2 separate regions of the Mus musculus genome follow, and region 1 is linked to region 2. A link is a loop called in an ENCODE intact Hi-C map of the cell type or tissue named here. Cell type or tissue: gastrocnemius. All regions are shown on one strand. Each heading gives the region's core, and the rest is flanking DNA. Links, peaks and the distances in the headings are about the cores only. Region 1 overlaps Foxo3 (forkhead box O3). Region 2 has its middle 8.7 kb from the start of Gm40630.

Region 1 (9,019 bases), core at 284-8,283, 96 kb after region 2:
CCTTGAGAAGAAAGGCGGCAGAGCTAACTCACGGCAGCGTATGGTTAGACAAGGTCCTCAGTACCCAGAATGCAGCAGGATTGCGTCTGCCTCAAACCAGACGACCAACTGCTGCAGGTGTTTAAACATGGCCACGCGCCACACGAAATTCTAGTTTGTGTGGGGTAGAAGCAAGAAATCAAAACAGGCCATTTTTACAGGTAATGTGTACAGAGGTTGTTTTCATTCATGCAACTTTTTTCTTAAAAAAAAAAAAAAACCCAAAAAACGTTAACCACGTGAAGCCTAAATGCACAACACACTTTTCAGTATTCACCAATTCTTCTGGTCTCCTTCACACCTGTCCACATTTCCCACGTACATAATGTGCCGGGACAAGTCTACAGAGAAGGCTGATTGCCAGACAAGGAGATCATTTTAGAGAAGTGACCAGACACACGCTTTAAAAAAAAAAAAAAAAAAACAGTCGCACAAGTATTCCTGGAGTGTGACCGAGGCCTTGCAATCATTCATTCATGAAAGAATACAAATGAATAAAATTCAACAAGAGAAAATACTTCATCCATCTAATCTGTATGCTATACACTTGAGATTTAGTTCAAACACCACTTATTCCTGTCAGTTGCTTGGGCATCTTTCTCTAGTCCTGTTTGACAGACGTGATCCACAGACATCTCTAACCTCATGCCCTGTGTTCCCACTACTTCTTCCCCCCCAGAACTGGCTTCTTTGTACCTCTGTATCAGTGATTGCTTTTCTACAAAAGGTCTGCTTTTAATTAAAAAACTCAACACTCGTCCACCTAATCATGATGTTCCCAAATACAGGAAGAAGATGACGACTCAGCCAGTCTCTTATTACCTTTCCTTTGTGTTTAGCGAATAGGTAGCGTTTTGTTTTGTTTTCCCTTAGTCCGGGGGATGACGGAGGGAGGGAAGGCTTGTTTTCTCCCCGCCTTACTCTTAAAGCTCTTTCCCAAGAGATTCAAAGGCTGCTTGCTCGTTCAGTGGATGGAGCGCTTCAAGAAAAGGCAGAGTTGTCTGTCCCTATGAACCTGTACATGGGTTCAGAAGTTGGCTGAAGTCACACCTGAGATGGGGTGTACCTCTCCTTAGGCTGACGCTAATCATCAAGCCCCAATGTCTGCTTTGTGCTACACCTAGTGCACGCTCCTCCATTAGCAGGAGACGTAGGAAAACAGTTCTATGTGCTTCAGCCGTCATTATGTTGCAGAGGATACAATGGAGAACACACCTCTAATGCAGTCACAGTTAACCGGGTATGCTGAGCCCAGTCAGTCCTAGAGCTAGGATGGCGAAGGCTTGCCCCATGCTCTTCTCTATCTTTGGTACAAGGTATCAGGTTCTAGAGCCTGAAGAGAACGCCAGTCTTCCACATGGGCCTTTGGCGTTCTGTGACATTGTCACAGGCGTGCAGGGCTCCCCAGGAGGGCTCACTGCACACTTCTTTCTCATCAGGACTCCATGGGCTGGTTCTAAGTCTGGAAGGTCCACAAGGTCACCTGCTCAGATGTCTCAACAGACCGGTTCCTTGTTAGGGACCTAAGACACTGAGAATGCTACTTGGTGGCCAATGGCCAAGCTACCCTGAAAGCAGGGTCCCAACAGAAGGTACAGAGGGCCCAGGCTATACCTCTGTCAAGTCTGACACACAATTGGGCTTCTTAAGAGAGCTTGGCCTCTCTGTGTGGGGAGTCTGAGGGTGGGAGTGCAAATACCCCAGTAGGCATTGCCGTCCAAGTCTCGCCTGAGCCTCTCCAGGGCCCGGCAGGCCTCAGCTCTCCACGTGTTCTGTGTGTAGAGTAAATCAAAGCACTCTGCCTCTGCTCTCCCACTCTGCCGAGGCGACTCTTGTCTCACCCTGTTCCCGCCTCAGCTTATAGTCGATTTCTAGGACGTTCTGTGAGATCTGGTGCCTGAAACCTAACAAACACTGGGAAGGAGAATAAACGAGCTACCATGTCTGAAAGGAAATCCAAGTTTTAAGACTAGGGGAATGCACCGGAGGGTTGTCCTTTCCACTCCCAGTGCCTGTAAACTGCAGAGCCAAGACATTATCTTGTGAGCTGGTCTGCGTTTCTTTAAACTCAACAGAGAATGCTCAGGGCCCTCATGTTGGAAGCACTTGGGGTTCTCCCTTGTACCTGAGCTTTCTCTGTTCCTTCAGCTGCCACCCTGAGACATTCCACCCAGGGTGCAGCACTCTGGGAAGCCAGAAAGCCAGTTAGTCCTCCACCAAAATGACACAGTTGCGGGGACAGCTGATGGCTGAAGCATCAGGGCGTGGCTAGCATCACCATCAAGGATTGGATAAGCAAGTATGGGCTCTCTGGCCAGCAGGTCACACGACTCCTATACACGTTTTCAAAACTGGACTTTAAAAATGAAGGTTATAAACATGTAGCAGCTTGGGAAAGGCAACGTGCCACAGGCCTAGCAGGACCACAGCCGCGTGGTAACGTACAGATTCCATAAAAGGCAGAGTGGAATCAACAGGGCCATCGCTCAGACACAAGAATCCAAGCGAGGCAGGAGAGACCTGTGACAATACCCAGTGGAACTCTCACTGTGCTAGGGGCTGTGATGGCCATCTTCACCACCCCCAGAGTGCTCAGGAAGCAAAGGTGCACAAGGGGGCCAGTGCTGAGGCAGGGGATTGGGTGGCACGCCTGGGTTGGTGTTCACAGCTACAGTGCAGGCAATGGCGAGAACTCAAGCGGGGAGGCCTGTGCTAGAACATTAGCCCACATTCCTGACGCCATGCATAGAGTTCCATCTTTGCTGTACATGATAAAATATTTTATACACTTAAATGCCTAGTGCTTTTTATGCAAAGAAGAAAGCCTTCAGATATCACTTTGGAGACATATGCATATGCTGTGCTAGTCAGAGCATCGCCACACCAGTTTTGTATGTACCAAAGGTGTTCCCAACTACGCTGTCTACCAAAGAGAGTACCACCTACACTCACACTCTGCAGGCTCAACAGAAAGCACCTATACAGCACCATAACTTTTTGGAAACAACAACAACAACAACAAAAATGAGTTCCACAGAAGCAGAAAAAGTTTTTTTTTAAAAAAAAGTTTAAATTGCCTTATCTTGTATTTCCATGAATCACTTGAAGAATTACAAACTAAGCCTATATATATAGAGATATCTCACCTTGTATACTATTGCCTGTCACTCATACACTTCTAGGAAGATCAGCGTACACACAGCAAGGTTGAAAAGAATCAAAAGATATGCACGTTTCACAAACAGTGCCGTTGGACCAGCTGGTGCAGACGTGGTTTGTCGCTCTCACACGCATGCTAAATGGCTCACCTGTAACTCCACGTCTTCTACGAAGCAGAACAGGCACACATTTCTCTTTTCTCCTCAAGACTAAACCCATTCGTGGCATTTGGCAACGGGCAGAGGCTGAGCTGATGCTTTCCTGAAGAGGCCCTAGTTCCTAAGAGCAGAGATACCGCCTACCGCGGAGGATGGCGGGAGACCACAGCCCCACCGAGCAGGCAACTGCGGAGTGGGCATCAAGGTCTCCACCCACAGACCACCCCCCGACTCAGAACTGGAAACTACTGGGTCAGATGCCTGGCTCTGTTTGCTTCGCCTACGCATAGTTCGGTCCTGGTCGGGCACGCAGGGCAAGCAGTTGTGCCATTGTTCAGTTTTTAGAAAAGGATAATTTTCTACCAAATAAAAGAAGAAATACCCGCCCCCCCCCCCATTAGTTTATGCAATGTGTTAAGTTTGTGGGGTCCCACAGGCTCAAAAGCTTGCGATGCTCAAGGCCAGACTGGGAACTGATATAACACCTTCCTTCTGCTTTTAAGTGTGCTAGGGAAAGGACAGTTAACATTTTCAACAGAAAAATACTGCAGGTTACTGTGTGTAGAAAACTCAGAGGGTCAAAGGAAACAAACACAAGACGACACTTAAAATATCCCCTAAACCATCATGATAGTAAAACACGACGGAGTCGCCAACGGGGTCCCGGTGTGCTCTGAAGGAGTGGGGGGTGCTGATGGGTGCTGTCCACGCTGGCAGGTCACTTGCAGATGAGTTAGATTTTGCATATGTTATAGAGTTCTGTTCCACGGGTAAGGGCTTCACCCAGGGCCAGGGCTGCTAACAGTCTCTGCTGGGTTAGGGAAGCGGCGTGGGAGTCTCAAAGGTGTCAAGCTGTAAACGGATCACTGTCCACTTGCTGAGAGCAGATTTGGCAAAGGGTTTTCTCTGTAGGTCTTCCGTCAGTTTGAGGGTCTGAAAGAGAAAAGAAATCCAGAGTTATTAAGGGCATTCAGAAAGCCACAGGGAGGAGGAAGCTAGGGGTCAGCCAGACACCCGCCTGTCTGACCTCAGAGCCCAGGTCTGTGCACTAAGGCTACTGTGCTAAGTGCTTCAGGTTTGACATCTAAGGATAACACAGAGAACTGACTACCTTTAACTCTTATTATAGCATCCTGAAGTTAAAAAGCCCAAAAGAAATGTGATTCTGCACTGTGGGAGATAACTGAGAAAGGCACACTAGGAACATTTTGGGTGGGTTTTTGCCAAGTTAGGGTCAGCCAGGTACGGAATAGGGTTCAGTCTAGGTTTTGGAATGTAGATTGCTTAAGACACACAAGCTGGTCCCTCTGTGTCCTCCCCATCAGCCCAGGGGTGACCTGATCTTGGTCAGCAACCAACGCTTAGTGAGATTTCATGGGGAATCCTGGCTTTTCCACTGTGGAAGATTCAAGTGAGCTATCTTACCAATTAGACTTTTATATATATATATATTAAAAGTTTTGAATTAAAAAAAAAACCAACAACCATACAATACATATTTCTCACAGACTATCTTGTTAATAGCATGATTCTGCCTCCATAGTCATCATGGAGGTTTCCCGAGAGCACTCGGGGAGCTCAGACGAGTTAAGAGAATTAACAGTAAGAAGTACACCCAGAAGGTCTGGACAGATGGCTCGGCAGTCAAGAGCACTGGGCGCTCTTCAGGAGGACCTGGGCTCACTTCCCAGTGAGCAGCCCACTACTGTCTACAACTCCCACTGCAGGGGATCTGATGCCCTCTTCTGATACCCTACAGGTACCACCCACGTGGTCTGCTTACATACATATATGCAACACTCCTAACACAACATAAAATAAAAATAAATACATTTTTTAAAAAAAGAAGAAAAGTATATATACTCAGAGATGAAGCTAAAGGAATCAGGCCGCACCCCAGGACGTAAAATCTGTTGTCTGTGGAGACCTTGCTGGCTGGCCTGGCGTACAAAGCAAAGCAACACCATAAGGTTGCCTTCCGAAGGGACTGAGCAACTGAAAACTGTAGGCTCTGGCTGCACAGTGTAGCGCACCCCCCACCTCCTCCTGGACTCTAAGACTCCTCCTGTGACTGAGTATCCTGTCTTACTGACTTTGGTGACAGCACTAGAGAGCAGAAGGAAGCTTGGTTTTTATTGGTAAAAACTATGAATTGGGAAAAGAAGTCCCGTCTCTTTCTGTAGACCCCTTGTTTGTCTGAGAATTTTTCCTTGGGGGTGGGGCAGGGGTTAGTATTCTGTTGTGTAAAGCCGCTAGACAATTTTATTTTGGCCGATAACTTTTGAGGGAGAAAAAGCTAAAATAACCCCCAGACACCAGTATCTGAGGACGTTGGTAGAGATGAGACTGCTCTAAGTCATCTGTGCGGGTCCCTGAAAGCATGACCCAACATGGTCTCAAAGATAAAGTCCTTTCAAAGGGATTAGGTCCCCCCACCCCAATAAGAGCTAATAAATCACAGTCTAACACCACTATGCCACTGATCAGCAGGGGACTAAGTTCCCCAATTCCCCATCCTGACTTTCTGTGAGTGCCTAGGGGAGACCTGGTAAGGTATTACCTAATTCAGATCCCTCCCTGGTTCCCTTTGGTGCTAATTATTCTGCTGTGAAAACCAGTGCATGATGGGAAGATGACACACTTCATTCCCTAAGAAGAGAGGTTGAATATGGCCCACTTTGATCCTGGGGCTGCTACAGGCTGGGAGGGAAGCATCCAGGGTGTAGTGAGCTACGCAACATGTTATCATGTAGTTAGGGCTGGCCATGGCCTGGAAATTGGGTCAGAAGCCCCACCATAGTCCAAAGCCACACCAGCAACAATCCCCAGGCCGCCACACCCCCGTTCCCTCAGCGAAGCCGCAGCATCTTCTGGGAATGTCATCATTAAGAAGAGGAGGCTCTGATCATCACCGTTCTCCCCTTGCTGCAGAATGGGGTGGGGCCATCTGTGACACTATGTGCTGGAGTTCCCTCCAGGGGCTCAGGCAAGGCCTCCCAGGAGGCCTGTGCAGGAAGCTGCCTCCGTGCCTCTGGGCTGAGCCAACAGGGCCAGAAACAGCTCCTACAGAGGGCACATCTCACAGCAAACCCTCACGTCACCCTCGGGAAGGTCAATGCTTTGTTTAGTTTCTCTGTGCTGTGATAGAAGGAAGAGTGTAAAGGAACCAGACAGAGACGAAAGAGAAATACAACCATCCTGAAAAGGGGCATGGAGGACTCCGGCGACCCGCGGAAGGAGCAGCCTCTGCAGCTCACTGCTGGCTCCCACCTGTCCTTCATTCAGGAACCGAAAAAGTGGGGGAGCAAAGGGACAGAGCCAGCCACGGCTGGGGACTCAGTGATGCCCTGATGAGTGTGAAGTTTCATGGGTTTTCTGGGCGTTCACACTGGTTTAGGTAGCTGTGAGGATTCTGTATGCGTTGATGCTCCTGTATCTTAAAAACAAAAACAACAGCAACAGCCCCCTCCCCCAGCCAGACTTTAGGATGAAAAGAAAGCCGAGGCTGGCAGGCTTCACTGCTGTGCCTCTGCAGTCACTAAGCAATGTACCAATTAACCAGACACACTGTCAGGCTTCCTGGTGACCTCCACGGGGAGGAGGAAGAGTCTCTTCTCTCCTAGATAAGCTTTAAAAGTTCTTTACTGAGTCAAGGGGAATGAAGTGGGAGACCACAGAAGTCAGGAGGTATATTCTAAAGACATCGGTGGGTGCTGTCACCTGGTGAGAGGTAGTCCCTTGGTAACCCTGGCATCTATGGGGAAGGCTGCTTTCTGCCTAGTTATCACCACCAAGTCACAGGATGTTCTAAGAGTGGGAGAGGCCTCCAGAATGACATCAAACAGAACAACCCAATCCACTTGAACTTGGACTCGGAGCAGTAACGGTTCCCACTGCTGGTCTCCCACAACCGAATAACCTCACGACGCAAAGCATGTGTTTGTCAGCAGCATTTTTATCTTCTTGGCAGAGAAGAAATGAAGACCCTGATACTAATATGCTATGAGAGCTGAGAAGGAGCAACGGATGGAATTCTTAGGCTCCCAGATCCATGAGGCTTAGTTAGCAGCGATCTCTTGGCTGGGATTTTAATTGTCTGCCTGAACTGCAAGGTACAGTGAGGCGCTGTGATCGTCACGCTTGGACACTGAGAGTTTCAGGACAGCCTGTAACCCCATGGTCAAGCTGGGGACCAAGCATAGAGCATTCAGCGTAGACAAGGAAGAGATCCTCTGATGGACAGGGCGGCCTCTCAGAGTTCAGAGAACAGTTGTGCGTTGTTAGACTTAATGCTTTTTGCTGGAGCACAGAGGCAGCCAGACCCAAATGCTACACCGCACTTTGACACGTTCCTGTGGAGTTCAACTCCAAAGGTAAACACAATGCATCACCGGAAAAAGCAAGGGAGACCCGGAGGCAGGCAGTATATCTGGGGCTTGGCTTCTGCACGTCCCATCCCGGGCCTACGACTGGCCATGCAATGCTGGCCAGAGAGGGGACTTAGGAGGTACCATCTGTATAAAGCTCCATCTTGGCAAACGCTGCCATGGAGCTGTGACAGGCAGTGAGCACTCTTGAGGGACAGGCAGGCAAGGAGGTTCTAATTGCAGGGGAGGGCAGGTTTGTTTGGTGACAAAGCTCTCCAGAAGGAAACCTGGACCTTGTGAAACCAACCTGTCTGGAGGAATGGCTGTGCTCTGAGGGAGGTTTGTGCTGCCTCTTTGGCTGACCGTTGAGAGATTGGACCCCAAGAAATTAGAATCTCCCCAGGAATCTCCTGCAGGAGAGGAAATGCCCTTGAGGTCAGCCAGAGATGAACTTATCTCCAAGAGCAACATTTACAACTGGTCAGAGACCTCGCAGGGGAGGCGTGGCCATGAGACAGTCCTTGGGCTGCTGAGCAAAGCACCTCCTACTTTCAGTTTGAACCCCAGCTCCACTGTCAGTCAGCATGCCCAACTCAAGACCTGGGGAAGTCTCTGGCTCCTTCGTCCCCCTTCCCAACACGGCCTCAATGAATAATCCACCCCTTTTGGGCTCTTTGCTACCTATTTGTCTCTGATAGTTGGCTTATTGAGTTCAGGTGGCTGAACCAGGACACAGACAGATAAGTGTTGTTAACCATGGGAAAGGCACCGATCTCTACACACTGAAAGACAGAAAGCACAGCTTGCAGTGAGACTGGTGACATGTTGGGCTGGACTGTGATGTGCTCTACTCCTCAGCACGCTGGAGCTTTCCAGGTGTCAGGGAAAGCTTCCAGGCCTGGCTGAGAAGACAGAGCACCTCAAGAGCTTCTGGTTTCCAGGACACTTTGACGCCTAGATTTGTCTGCCTGTCCCGTTGGCTAGCCTCTGTGCTGAGCTGACAAAATGCAGGGAAACTGAGAGAAGCAGCAATCTTCAAACTTCACAGCTGAGGACAGAGAGCTGTGGCAGGAATCACTGAGGCTAAAGAGAGCAGAGGACTGCCTGTCTCTGCCTTGAGGGACGGCAAGAACCTCTCCGTGCAGACAGGATGGCAAAACTGTAGACTGCATATGCTCTTGACTCTTAGACGCTTCCGACTCATAGAATAATATGCCAAGTTGGGATTCTGGTCTTTTAAAAGAAACACTTTTGCCAAGTGTGGTGACACATGCCTTTAATCCCAGTACTAGGGGA
Region 2 (9,019 bases), core at 263-8,262:
CCTAAGATTTTGGAGAAGCCAGAGCCGTGGGATATCTGCTAAAAAGAGATGCTCACAGGGAGTATAACCAGCCCAAGAAAAAGATGTATGTTGGAGGCAGCTGGAGACGCAGAGTTCTTTAAGTTCTTTGACACCAGAACTATGGGATTTGATGCTTGCCCTGCTGGGTTCTAGATTTACTTTGCTCTAGCATTTTTTCATTATGTTCCCATTCACACATTTTGGAAAAGTTATGTATCTTCTGAACCATTATATGTTAGAGATACATAAATTGCTCTTTGATTTCATAGGGGTTTCATTAAGAGATTGCCTTGAGCCTCAGAAGAGACTTTGGACTTGTTTTTGGCATTGTTTAAAAAAAAAAAAACTATGAGGATCTTTGAAGTTGGACTAAATGTATCTTGCATTATGTTATATGTAGGCTTATATTTTTTCAAAACCTACTTTAATAAGGGTTCTTAAATGCTTTAACCTCCCTTCTAGCCCACCACCCACTAGAAGTAGTGGAAAAGAAAGGTTATTAGGACACAGGGTAACTAGACCTATTTAGAAAGGAACCTTGACAATGTTGTTCACAGTTCATTGGGGTGATTCTAGTCTTCGTTGTTAGGATATCAGCAGTTCAGCCTACTAGCAAACCTCCAACCATGAATCAGTAGCTTCGGTCCAGTCCACTCGGCAGACACCATACATGAATCAGCAGCGGCAGCCCGGTCCAGTAACTAAATCACGAGGCTCCATCATGAGTCAGCGGAAGCTGCAAGAAGCCACAGGAACGTCATGAGAAGTTCTTTCCCAGTTACTCTCTATGAAGTCATAACATAGATCAGCAACACAGTGCGAGGTGAACCAGTACATGAACTTGTCAGCAAAGACTAATGAAACAAAGCAAGGCAAACCAATGCGATAGCTTCCTCCCACTGTCCATAGCGTTGTTTACACTCTTTCTAAACATCGTGCATCCTCTCACAAGTCTTTTTCAGCAAAACCTCCTTTCACCTGTGTCTGCTTCAGCAAAACATCCTTTCACTTGTCTGTCCCAGGAAAACATCATTATGACCTGAGTCTCCAAAGAAGTTTTCACTTCAGTTATGGTCATGGAAAATGGGGGCTAGGGAATGGAATGGGGGGTGTACCTGTAGGCTCAGGCATTTGAACACCTGACCACACTGGTGGTGCTGTTTGGAGAGGTTTAGGAGGTGTGGCCCTGCTAGAGGAAGTATGTTACTAGACGTGAACTTAAGAATTTATAGCTTGCCCTGTGCCCAGTGCACTCTCTCTACTTTTCGCTTTTGCTGACAGTGTTATCTCTAACTTCCTGTTCCCGCTGCTATGCCTGCTGCTTGCTTCCATGTTTCCCAGTCATGATGGATTCTTACATCTCTGTAACCATAAGCAAAAGTAAACATCTTCCATAGAAATTATATGTGTGTGCATATATCCATGCACATACTGACATACATATAATCTTAGTTTATGAACAAGACCCACTGTCTGCTGTTGGAAGATGAGACCCAAACCAATTTCAACAAAGATTATTGTCTCATACAAATACAATATCTGTGAGGAAGATCACTGTATACAATAAGATTTGCTTCTCTCTCTCTCTCTCTCTCTCTCTCTCTCTGTCTCTGTCTCTCTCTCTGTGTGATATAGTGTGTGGTACATGTACTTGTGTGTGCACACATGCATGAGGATGCTGGTGCACATATGTGCACGTGCATGTAGAATCCAGCTCTGCCTGTCTCTTCTCCACAGTTCTCCAGTGTTACCTTTTGAGACACAGTCTCTTGTGGATCTGCAGGTCAATGACTGGGCTAGTCTAGCTGACTGACTAATGAGCTTCAAGAATCGAACTCTTTCCCCTGGCGCTGGGGTTACATAAGAACCCCTCACTGCTGAGCCTTTCACCTGAGTTCTAGGGATTGGAACTCAAATCCCCATGCTTGCAAGGCAGGCAATTCACTGGCTGAGCCATCTCCCCAGCCTGTGCTTATGGTTTCAAGGGAACTTTATCAGGGTCCAGCTTATACCTCTCTGTTCTACCAAAGCTGTTGTGAGACAGGTTATACCACGCCAGGTCCACAGCCAGCAGAAACTAAGCCTCTTTGTGCAACTGAGGGCAGTTCTACTGGCTCTGGTGTGGTCCCCCTGCCTATTCCTGAGTTAATTGCTTTGCTGAGCTTCACCAGCTGTAGGTCAGGTGGCCAATTCCTGAGTCAAGAGTGGATGTAGCTCCCTGAGTGATCTGCGACCTGACAGTGGAGTTGGTGGTAACTCCCAAGCAGGAAGGTGGGGTGTAGTTACATTAATGAGTGCCTGGACAGATGAAAGGGAAAGTGTCTATGTTTCTGGTCAAATCCAGTGCCTAATTTCACACACCTTAGAGGTACTTAGAAGACCGCCATCTTCCCTTGCTGGTCTTCCATGACGCTGCTTCTGCATGCTCTTGCTCCTGCCATCCAGCTGCCTTGGCAAGAGTCTGAGCTTGGGGGCTGGAGGTAAGAGCCATTGCTCCCGGGCGTCTGTCCTTTGCTCCTACCTCCCAGGTTGCCACAGGGTTGAGCATCCTGATTCTTCCCTGTGTCACTGCGATTCTGGAAAAGACGCTCTGCCACCCTGAGTCACAGTTTTCTCAGCTGCAGATAGGGTTAGTGATGTCCCTTTGACCTCTTTCAGGAGACAGAAAGTGGGTGGCGCGTGGCAGCCCCAGACTTGTGTCTCCTCCTTAAGGCTGGGACAGCTCTAAAGAAACTTTACAGAGTAGGGTGTTTGTTTGTTTTGCTTTGTTTTTAGTATTTGTTTGTTTTGAACAGTTTCGGTGCTCGGAACGATTAAAGGAAATGCTTTAAAAAGTGTCTGGCAGTCTGTGCTCTAAAGACCACTGCCTCTGAGCCCAGACAGATCAGTCGCAGCTCTGGCCCCCGCTCCAAGTGTTTGTGTGTTTAACTTCTCAAGGGTTTCCACTGAGGGGAACAAAAGCCCAGAAGTTTCCCTGAAACCCTTTGGCTTAATCCTCCCAAGAGTCACTGAAGCCTCTCAGGATCGATCCAGGAAGTGGAGGACACTTCTCAAGACTTTGCTTTCAAGTCTGCTGCCTGTTCCTTCTCAACAACGCACTTGAGGTTTTTGCTTCCTTTTTTTCTTTGTATGCTCCAGTGCCAACACAGCACTGAAGTTCAGGATGGTGTCTAGGGTCACAGTGGCAGGAAGTGGCTAAACAGGGAGGCATCTTTGCAGAATCTTCCCTCCTTCTACAGAGAGAGAGAGAGAGAGAGAGAGGGAGAGAGAGAGAGAGAGAGAGAGAGAGAGAGAGGCAGGCAAGAACAGCAGCCCCACCCCTCCTGGCACAGGTGCAAACCGCAGGCTGGAGCAGCACCAGATGCCTTGATGACGTCACATGTGTGGAGCCAGAGCTGTGCCTGACTTGGGGTTCAGTTGGATTGAAGGCTGGAACACGAAGGAACAGACAGTTTTAAGGGAACCAACCAGCAGATGAAATGTGTAGCTGGTTGGGGTAAGAAGAATGACATTTTTAAAAAGAAGGAAAAACAAAAATCCAACTGTTTTTTGTGGATGAAAGTTCCTGGAAAGGAGATGAACCTGCTTGCCCACAGCAAGGACCTCAGCAGCTGCGCCGGAGAGACTGGAATGTTCCAGGTCCTGAGCCAAATTACTTTGGGCCAATCATTAGCCTCTTTAACAGCCTTTGCTTGCCCTTCTGTATGCGTCCCAGCAGCTCTGGGGCCCTTAGGTAAGTCTGTCTTCCACCAAGCACAAGGCTGAGAGTCCATCAGCTGCTGTCTGAGGCCCATGTCTGCTGTGCCTTTGTCCTTCTGGGACCTGCCTGCCCGCGTGTATGAAAAGGGTCTTGATTAATGATTCCCTTTGTTCTGGTACTATAAAGCTTCCGGGAACAGTTACTCTATCCGAACATTATGTATGTAAAACAAACAAACAAAAACAAAACAGAGAACTCTGTTCCCAAGCCGTGGCCATCCCTGTAGGCTCCAGAATAAACTCTCTCTCATCCCCTTTGAGTGAGAGCTATGCTTCTTCACAGACGCTTTAAACCAGATCCAGCCGATTAGAAAAGGGTGGTTTGGGTAGGATGGCTAAAGATGCCATGTGGGCTGGGGAATGCAGCTTTGTGTTAGAACAACCAGCTTGCACAAGGCCCTTGGAGCCAGCCCCAGCAGCAAACAAACAAACTGAAAAAGTACTTAATATGTAGCTTTTGTTTGGTCCACTTAGGAAATCCTAGCAGAGATTTAATGGTATGATGTGGCTTCTTTCTTACTTCAACTTTAAAAAAAATGATTTATTGGTTTATTTTTGCATGTGTACACTTGCCATCCCCCACCCCACCTCACCCCTGCATGTGTGTGTGTGTGTGCACATGTGCATGTGTAAGTGCATGTGTGTGAATGAGTGCATGTGTGTGTGTGCACGCGTGTGTGCGTGCATGTGTGTGTGCATGTGTGTGTATGTGTGTGTGTGTATAAGTACAGACACATGTGGAAGTCAAGGGACAAATTGTGGGGACTGGGTCTCTCCTTCCACCATGTGGGTGCTGGAGATCAAACTCAGGCCTGGGTAGAAGCAGTCTCCACACTGAGCCATCTCCTAGCAGTAGGATTTCCTACATCTGTTTTCCTTTGCACAGATACCCCCCCCCTCAGCCAGCCATGTTGTCCTAGCACATCTGCCGAGATGAAATCCCCATGGCCTCTGGGTCCTGGTTTTTGTTTTGTTTACACCTGAGCCTTCCTGCCTCTGCCTTCCACTCACCTGCCTGCCTCTGTTCCTGTAGCTGGCTCCCTCATCACTTGGTCGCTCCGTTCTATAGAAAGTGCCACCCACCACCCACTGAGCACTCCTTGACAGGCCTAGAACTCCTGGTGTACACCTTGATTCCCAAACCCTGTCTACCAGCTTGCCAGCGAGTTTATCATGCCTTTACACAGAACACCGTACTCACCTGACCAAGCACAGGAGTCCTAGGGCTCCTGACGCTAGGCCCGACCTGCCTTCGGGTCAGGAGAATCCACAAACGTGATCCCTTCTCTGACCATCGAGTGTTCAGTGAATGAAAACTCCTAAGTCTTCTCCAATCAAAACACATGGATTTGGTTTTTCAGAGCCTAAGAACAAGTAACCTCAGGGTTAAAAGCCCTGGCCTGCTCTTCCAGAGGTCCTGAGTTTGATTCCCAGCAACCACATGAAGGCTCACAACCATGTATAATGGGATCTGACATCCTCTTCTGGCCTGCAGGCATTTATGCAAGCAGAACCCTCATATACATTAAATAAATACCCATAAAAAGAGTAAATAAGAATCAAGAACAAACGCTGCCCTGGTACAGTTATCTTTAACCCACGTAGAGTTCTGCCCTAGAGCTTACATCTAAATGCTCTAAATAGTCTCAATGTTTTCCAGAAACTGCCTCTCATCATTATTAGTTACATTCCTTGGCTCTCCAGCACTCCCAGACTTAATCAGCCTACACTGTCACAGCATGATAAAGCGTGGCCATGTGCAGCACATCGGGGAGGGGATAGATAGGACCAGACCACTCCTACAGAAACTTTGCTTGCCCCGATCAACAATGAGCCCATACAGTGGAGCAGACACTAGAGTGCTTCTCTCCAGCAGCCCAGGATGGAGAGTTCCCTCCAAGAGTCATGGGCTGTTGCAGGGGGTGCTGGCCTCCCTGGGTGCCAGCACACTAAGGTGGATTATCATTGTCACTCGGCACGTGGAGTCTCCACAAGGTTGCCAGAGAAGGGCGGGGGTTGGGGGAGGTGCTGTTTATCACCTGGGTCCTGGACCTTCTAACTTGGAAGGCACAGTTAATACAGCTGATACAACCACCCTTTACATACATCCACAGCTGTGAGATGCCCCCTCACAAGCCTCAGCATGTCCAGTCCACCATAATGTGATAGGCGCATCAAACCTGGCCTGGAAGAGATTGGGGCGTTGACGTGCGGTTCCACTGTCTATTGTTTAATTCTGAGTCTGTCGTTCGATCCAAGCCATTTCAGTTTCCAGAGTCCATTTTCTCACCTAAAAAGGGGGTCCACACAGCCCTGCCTTACAAGGATGAGTTGAGCCTCAGTGAAGAGGAGGAATATAAGACACTTTTGAGAGCGGTCCAACGCTTTGCAAAGATGAGCATATTATAATAATTGAGTGTCTGTGGAGAACTATAAAGTGAATCGTGTCACTCAAAACTCCTGTTTAGAGAGTTCATTGTGCTCTAACCTATTTACTTACTCCTTTCTTTATATGTTTTACCTCTCAAAGTCCCAATAAAAATGGAACTTCACGCACGCTTGTGGAGAGAGCATTAAACAGAAATTAGCTATCCCGTGTTCTGTAGTCACTTCCCAGGGAAGCCGTACACCTAATAAAATGCCCAGCCAGAGCTGGCACACACACTGCTGATAGCCTCAGCAGGCACTGACCTTGGCACTGTGACAAGGGCAACATTTCCAAGTGGATGAGCACTTCCTGAACAAAGTGTCCAGTGTACTAGGAATAAACAGGCTTTTCATCAACCGAGCCTGCATGTTTTCTGGTTCCAGCAGCCTTCCCTACTGCCAGGGTCAGAAAGCAGGGGCACCAACCAGCAGGGCCTCTTGAACAACCTGCTAGTCTTGCTCAGTCCTCCCAGAGGATTCTGGGACTGGACAGGCTTGCAGGCCTCTGCCATCGCCTGTCCTGGCTATAGTATGACTTTTTTAAACTTTTGCCTGACTAGCTTATGAATGAATGTGATTCAGACTGTGGTTATTTTATTTGGCTTTGACAATTATTGGGGGTCACCCCTAATCTACTTTTCTAACTGCTGGCCTGGCTACCTCCCTAGTGGTGGTCCCCAAATACTTGCTGTTTCTCCTGGCCATGTGCTCATGGCCTGTGTACCCTTATGGCAGCTTCTCATCTCTCCTTCTCCTCATTCTCTCCTCTCTCCCATGCTCAACCAGGTAACTCAAAAACCCACCTACCTCTAATCCTCCCAGGAATTGGCTGTGGCCAATTTTTATTTAACCAATAGTTTTAAATTAAGAAACAAGGTTTGCACAACAACAGCTGGTAAACGTGAAAAGTGACTCGTAGGCTTAGATTTGCAAAGTTAGTATTACAATACATAGCAACAGACCAACCCTCAGCACAAGGCTCCGTGGTTCCCCTTCCGCATTTCTGCAAAAGGAGTACAGGGTAGATCTATTCCTTCAGGCCCTGGTAAGATCTGAACGGGGCATTAGCTCTCCCTGTGATGCAGAAGGGTGCCTTGGGCCACATGAGAAGACTCTGTCCGCAGCTTCAAGTAGGACATCATCAAACATTGGCCATGCTGACTTTGTGAAATGGAAAGGTCACTAAGTCAGTCCCAGGGAGAGCATGTGCAGGCTTGGAGGACAAGGTCCTTGAGATGAAATTCAGTCGGGGAATAAAAAGGGACAAAGGACTCCCAGAAATGCACCACACATGCAAAACTCGGCTGGCAGAACAGGTTTCCTCATCTAGGGCAATGAGGCTCCAGCTGCCCAACTTAGCCATGTTTTCCTTCCTTCTACAAATGTTCGTTGAACATCTAAAATACTTCCCGACCTTACAGGGAGGAACTGAGCATTCTGGGGTCTGGAGACACAGAATAAACAGCTAAAGTCCCTGCCTTGCTTATATTTTTTAGAAGAAAAAACAAGTAAGCAAAAATAAATAATAAATAGTGGTGCAAGGTGCTAAAGGCATGGGCGTAGGCACACGTGAGCCGAGATCGAAACCGAGGAAGCTTCACTCTGCCCCTCTGTATTCCAGACCAGAGCACATAACAGCGAGGTGGATAGTGTCTCAGGGACGGATAGAGGCCAGAAGAGATGAGAGAGGCAATCACAGAGGAAAGGGGCTTGCATTCAATTCTGAATGAGTTTGGAAAACTGTGGGCCTGGTGGATAATGTGACCGTGAGTGTGAAGCTCATCTCAGGTCTTCTACGGAGAACAGAGCATGGCTGGAAGGCACTTGAGCAGGAAGGTCTCTGAGCGAAGCTCACCACCACTCAAAGCAGGAGGCGCTGCCTGCTGGGGATCCACACATTTGAAAGTAAAGCCTAAAGAATCTGTTCATGGTACGACGACACGACGACGTGGCAAGTTAAGCCAATGGTCCTTTAGCATAAGAAACTAGGAGTTAGATTTACTGAGATTGTGGGTGAGGCAGGCCTAAAAGAGTAAGGAATGTGGTTCAGAACATGCAGTGTCTGAGGGGGAAGTGCCCAGTGGGCAGTGGGATGAAAGAGTCTTGGGTCCAGGCTAAAGATAAACCTGGGAACGTGTGACTGTAGGGGGATGACTGAAGCACCAGCAAGCTTGGTGCTGGCAAAGAAGCAAGTGATGGTGGTGAAGAGAAGCAAAGACTGAGCCCGGCAGCAGCGGCTGTCGGAGGAAAGAACCGAGCGCGAGGAGAGCATACATGAAGAGTATTTCTACGAAGGAACTGCTGGTCACCGCCGCCAAGCACGGCTATCCAGTGAAGCATAAGACTACCGAAGAATTAACCATTGAAATGTCATATTCTTGGCCCTGAAACCCCATTAGGACTGAAGTGGTCCCGTGGCCTCATTTACATTCCTGTCCCCGGAAAGGAAAAGCGGTCGGCAACCTCAAAGCCAGCCTTCCCAATGACTTTTGCACAAGTAATTTTAGGAATTAGAGAAAGCCACCCTGGGTCAGGGGAGTTCAAGAGAAATATATAGGAAAAGCAGGCCCGGGGAAGGAAACGCCACTCTTCAGTGTGTCTGTGGGACGAACCTTTAATCCTAGCACTTGGGAGGCAGAGGCAGGTGGGTATTTAAGTTCCAGGCTAGCTTGCCTGATTTAGAGAGCAAGTTCCAGATAGCCAGGGGGCTACACAGGGAAACCCTGTCTCAAAAGGAGAGAGAGAGAGAGAGAGAGAGAGAGAGAGAGAGAGAGAGAGAGAGAGAGGACTTAAACACGTAGTACCAAATGGC

Evidence for each region. Hi-C counts contacts between places; a loop is a spot of excess contacts. Peaks named below come from ENCODE experiments on the same cell type or tissue, not always from the same donor. Only the 100,000 strongest peaks of a DNase experiment are listed, where the experiment ranks them.
Region 1: it touches region 2 in a loop (2.1-fold over the local background); 2 of 42 quality-filtered maps call a loop at or near these places.

Annotation. Positions count from the first base shown.
Region 1 is chr10:42,182,007-42,191,025 of GRCm38, forward strand. Foxo3 (forkhead box O3) reads right to left here. Exons shown (of 4, transcript NM_001376967.1): 4 at 1-4,289. Among named protein-coding and RNA genes, the nearest start is that of Gm38485, 88 kb to the right of the region's middle. In gastrocnemius, for the core only: no CTCF peak of the experiment used is centred there; DNase peaks (open chromatin) are centred at 3,520, 4,310, 5,028, 5,311 and 3 more places; H3K4me3 peaks cover 142 bases; H3K27ac peaks cover 2,662 bases.
Region 2 is chr10:42,086,174-42,095,192 of GRCm38, forward strand. No RefSeq gene overlaps it. Among named protein-coding and RNA genes, the nearest start is that of Gm40630, 8.7 kb to the left of the region's middle. In gastrocnemius, for the core only: no CTCF peak of the experiment used is centred there; DNase peaks (open chromatin) are centred at 3,359 and 6,484; H3K4me3 peaks cover 949 bases; H3K27ac peaks cover 5,362 bases.